Regions from separate parts of the Homo sapiens genome. Here region 1 is linked to region 2. A link is an interaction called in ENCODE POLR2A ChIA-PET data of the cell type or tissue named here. Cell type or tissue: OCI-LY7. All regions are shown on one strand.

Evidence for each region. Peaks named below come from ENCODE experiments on the same cell type or tissue, not always from the same donor. Only the 100,000 strongest peaks of a DNase experiment are listed, where the experiment ranks them.
Region 1: POLR2A ChIA-PET joins it to region 2 with 8 read pairs; 2 of 35 experiments call an interaction of 5 or more read pairs at or near these places.

Annotation. Positions count from the first base shown.
Region 1 is chr17:17,333,809-17,336,308 of GRCh38, forward strand. The region is part of intron 3 of NT5M (5',3'-nucleotidase, mitochondrial); the gene reads left to right. Among named protein-coding and RNA genes, the nearest start is that of NT5M, 32 kb to the left of the region's middle. In OCI-LY7, no CTCF peak of the experiment used is centred here; no DNase peak of the experiment used is centred here.
Region 2 is chr17:17,608,099-17,610,598 of GRCh38, forward strand. No RefSeq gene overlaps it. Among named protein-coding and RNA genes, the nearest start is that of PEMT, 18 kb to the left of the region's middle. In OCI-LY7, no CTCF peak of the experiment used is centred here; a DNase peak (open chromatin) is centred at 1,223.

The DNA of each region.
Region 1 (2,500 bases), 270 kb before region 2:
CACCATGCCCAGCTAATGTTTTTGTATTTTTTTTTTTTTTTTTGAGATGGAGTCTCACTCTGTCACCCAGTCTGGAGTGCAGTGGCACAATCTCGGCTCATTGCAAACTCCACCTCCCGGGTTCATGCCATTCTCCTGCCTCAGCCTCCCGAGTAGCTGGGACTACAGGCACCCACCACCACACCTGGCTAATTTTTTGTATTTTTAGTAGAGACGGGGTTTCATCGTGTTAGCCAGGATGGTCTCAATCTCCTGACCTCATGATCCGCCCGCCTCGGCCTCCCAAAGTGCTGGGATTACAGGTGTGAGACACCGTGCCTGGTATGTTTTTGTATTTTAGTAGAGATGGGGTTTCACCATGTTGGCCAGGCTGGTGTCAAACTCCTGACGTCAAGTGATCCACCTGTCTTGGCCTCCCAAAGTATTGGGATTACAAGCGTGAGCCACCATGCCTGGCTCGTTTTGAGTTAATTATCATATATTGTAGGAGGTAAAAATGGAGAGGTTTTTTTTTTTTTTGCATGTGGATCCAGTTGTGCCTCTGTTGGAAAGGCCACCCTTTCTCACTGAAGTGTCATGGTAGCCTGGGGTCCATTTCTGGAATGTATCCTGCTTCTCTGATCTAAGTGTCCCACCTAATGTAAATACCACACTGTCTCAGTTACTGTAGTTTTTTTTTTTTTTTTTTTGAGATGGAGTCTTGCTCTGTCGCCAGGCTGGAGTGCAGTGGTGTGATCTCGGCTCACTGCAACCTCCTACTGGGTTCAAGTGATTCTCGTGCCTCAGCCTCCCGAGTAGCTGGGATTACAGGCACGCGCCACCACACCCAGCTAATTTTTGTATTTTTAGTTGAGACGGGGTTTCACCATGTTGGCCAGGATGGTCTTGATCTCCTGACCTTGTGATCCGCCCACTTTGGCCTCCCAAAGTGCTGGGATTACAGGCGTGAGCCACTGTGCCTGGCCACTGTAGTTTTATAGTAACTTTTGAAAGCAGTGTGAGTTTTCCAAAATTATTCTTCATTTTAAAAATTGTTTTGGCTATTCTGGGTCCTTTATATTTCTATAGAATGTTTAGAACAAGCTGGTCAGTTTCTACAAAGAACCTGGTGAGAATTTGATTGCAAGTGCATTGTAGCTATAAAGCTTAACAATATTGGGTCTTCTGATCCACAAGCACATACACATCCTCATTTATGTAGGCCACCTCTACCTTCTCTCAGCAATGTTTTGTAGCTTTCAGTGTACCACTCTTGCACATATTGTGTTAAATTTGTCTCTATTTCATGTTTTTTTTTTTGGCATAGAGACTATCTTTATAAATATATTTTTAAATATTTTATAATGGTAAATACACATGATAAAATTTATCAAGTGTACAGTTCAGCTTATTTCGTTTTTAATGCTATTATAAACTTTGTTTAATTGAAATTTCCAAATATATAGAATACAAGTGATTTTTTTTTTTGAGATGGAGTCTTGCTCTGTTGCCCAGGCTGGAATGCAGTGGTATGATCTCGGCTCACTGCAAGCTCCGCCTCCTGGGTTCATGCCATTCTCCTGCCTCCACCTCCCAAGTAGCTGGGACTATAGGCGCCCGCCACCATGCCCAGCTAATTTTTGGAATACAAGTGGTTTTTTAATTTTAATTTTTAATTTTTGTGGGTACATAGTAGGTGTGTATTTATGAGGTACATTAGATGTTTTGATACAGGCATGCAATGTGTAACAAACACATCAGGGCAGATGGGGTATCCATTATCACCTTAAACATTCAATCCTTTGTGTTATAGACAATCCAATTATATTCTTAGTTGTTTTAAAATGAACAATTTTTTTTTTTGAGATGGAGTCTTGCTCTGTCACTCAGGCTGGAGTGCAGTGGCGCGATCTCTGCTCACTACAACCTCTGCCTCCTGGGTTCAAGCAGTTCTCTTGCCTCAGCCTCCCAAGTAGCTGGAACTACAGGCACGTGCCACCATGTCCGGCTAATTTTTGTATTTTTAGTAGAGACGGGGTTTTGCCATGTTGGCCAGCTGGTCTCTAACTCCTGACCTCAAGTAATCCACCTGCCTTGGCCTCCCAAGGTGCTGGGATTACAGGCATGAGCCACCACGCCTGGCCATGAACAATTAAATTATTTTTGATTATAGTCACCCTGTTGTGCTAGCAAATACTAGGTCTTATTCATTCTTTTTTTTTTTTTTTTTTTTGAGATGGAGTCTCGCTCTGTCACCCAGGCTGGAGTGCAGTGGCGCGATCTTAGCTCACTGCAAACTCTGCCTCCTGGGTTCACACCATTCTCCTGCCTCAGCCTCCTGAGTGGCTGGGACTGCAGGTGCCCGCCACCACGCCCAGCTAATTTTTTGTATTTTTAGTAGAGACAGGGTTTCACCGTGTTAGCCAGGATGGTCTTGATCTCCTGACCTCGTGATCCGCCTGCCTTGGCCTCCCAAAGTGCTGGGATTACAGGCATGAGCCACCGCGCCCAGCCTATTCAT
Region 2 (2,500 bases):
TGGCGTGATTTCGGCTCACTGCAACCTCCGCCTCCTGGGTTTAAGCGATTCTCCTGCTTTAGCCTCCCAAGTAGCTGGGGTTACAGGTGCACGCCACCACGCCCGGCTAATTTTTTGTATCTGTGGTAGAGATGGGGTTTCACCATGTTGACCAGGCTGGTGTCAAACTCCTGACCCCCTGATCTGCCTGCCTCGGCCTCCCAAAGTGCTGGGATTACAGGTGTGAGCCACTGCGTGGGGCTGATTTTGGCACACACACACACACACACACACACACACACACCCTAGGGACATTCTTCAAAGTCTGGACACACTTTTGATTGTCACAGCTGGGTGGGGATGGGGGTGCTATGGACATCTAGTGGGTAGAGGCCAAGGAAGCTGCTAAAAGTCTACAATGTGCAGGGGCCGGTCGCGGTGGCTCACGCCTGTAATCCCAGCACTTTGGGTGGCCAAGGCGGGTGGATCACGAGGTCAGGAGATCGAGACCATCCTGGCTAACACAGTGAAACTCCGTCTCTACTGAAAATACAAAAAATTAGCTGGGTGAGGTGGTGGGCGCCTGTAGTCACAGCTACTCGGGAGGCTGAGGCAGGAGAATGACATGAACCTGGGGGGTGGAGCCTGCAGTGAGCTGAGATCACACCACTGTACTCCAGCCTGGGTGACAGAGCAAGACTCCATCTCAAAAAAAAAAAAAAAAAAAAAAAAAAATTCTACAATGTGCAGGACAGCCCTCACAACCAACAATTATCCAACCCAAAATAGAACAGTGCCAAGGCTGAGAAACTGTCCAAATTATAGGTGGAAATATAGTTGTGTGTGTGTGTTTCGGCATTAGAGGGCATTCCCGGGCCTAGGTGGGCTCTGGAGATGGCCCATGCTCAGGTTTTTATGCCGGGAAGGTGCAGGTGCATGGAGGACATTGGCCAGCTGGGCTGTGAGGAGGAGCTGTAGGCAGGTGCTTGCAGAGATGAAGAAGGGAGCCCTCGGTCTGGCTGAATCCCTGGATGGATCATGGGGCCTGTGGGCTCCTCAAGGGGAGGAGACCTGCCCTCCCTTGAATCCAAGCTGGGAGATGGTGGTGCCTCCCAGGAGGGTAAGTGGGCACCTCGCTGCCTTCCACCTCTGAAGGGCCAAGTGGTGCCCAGGATATCCATGTTTTGGCTTCTTCCTGGGCACATGTGGAGACTCCATTTCCCAGGGCCCCTTGCAGGTAGGTGTGGCCACATGACAGGTTCCAGCCAATGGAGTGTGATAGGAAGTAATGTCACCACTCCAGGCCTGGCCATGGAATTCTCGCACCACCCAGGCTCTCTCCTTCCCAGTAGTATCCTAGCTGAGCCAGAGGACGCTGAAGGCCTACAGGGCAGCAGAGCCACAGACGGAAGGAGCCTGGGTGCTTGAGTGACTATGCAGCCTCCCCGGCCTGCCATCCCGTCTGGTTGGACTGTGACATGAAACAGATGTGAAATAGATCTTCATCGTGTAGAGCCGTGGGCCTTCGAGCTTTACTTGTTACAGCAACTAATTTTATTTAACTAATACTGGTGGGTCAGCAGGAACGTCCAAGGTGAAAGACAAAATTCCCCTTCAGTTTTTCAGGGCTGTTTAACTCCTAAGATCCAGGGCTGATCCTTAATTATTCCACCCTCCTCGCCCACCCCATTCTCCATTAGACTCTTGTAGTTTTTGCCAACCTTGGCAAGTGGGGCCTTGAGTAGGCCTTAATTTGATCCTTAAAAGTAAAGGGATTTCTTCCACCCTGAGAGTTGTGTGATAGTTTGTACCAGTTACAAAATTTGTGTTCTTTTTCTTGATGGACTGTGAGCCCCTTGAGGGGAAGGCCTGGGCCTGATTTGCGGATGTCACAAAGGCCCAGTAGTGGGCTGGGTAGGCAGCAATCTTGAGGAACTATTTGTGGAAATCTCTGAGCATGTGATGCCCCTGATTGGCCAGATCATTCTGCCTTTATGGTGTTTGGTATGGTTGTTTTTTTTTTTTGAGACCCGGGTCTCACTCTGTTGCCCAGGCTGGAATACAGTGGTGCAGTCACAGCTCTCTATAGCCTCCACCTCCTAGGCTCAAGCACTTCTCCCAACTCATCTTGGAATACAGTGGTGCAGTCACAGCTCTCTATAGCCTCCACCTCCTAGGCTCAAGCACTTCTCCCAACTCATCTGGGACTACAGGCATGCACCACCATGCACAGCTAATATTCTTATTTTTTTTTATAGAGATGGGAGTCTCGCTATGATGCCCAGGCTGGTCTCGAACTCCCGAGCTCAAGTGATCTGACCTCCCAAAGTGCTGGAATTACAGGCATGAGCCACCGCGCCCTGTCTTCCTTTGTTTGTGTTGATTACGAATACATTCACTTGCAAAAAATAACAAAAAAAACCCCCAGAAAATCCGATCAACAGAGACGTAAACAAATAGGTGTTTCGTTGTGTGTGTGTTTTTTTGTTTTTTTTTGTTTTTCATGGAACACAAGCTCGAA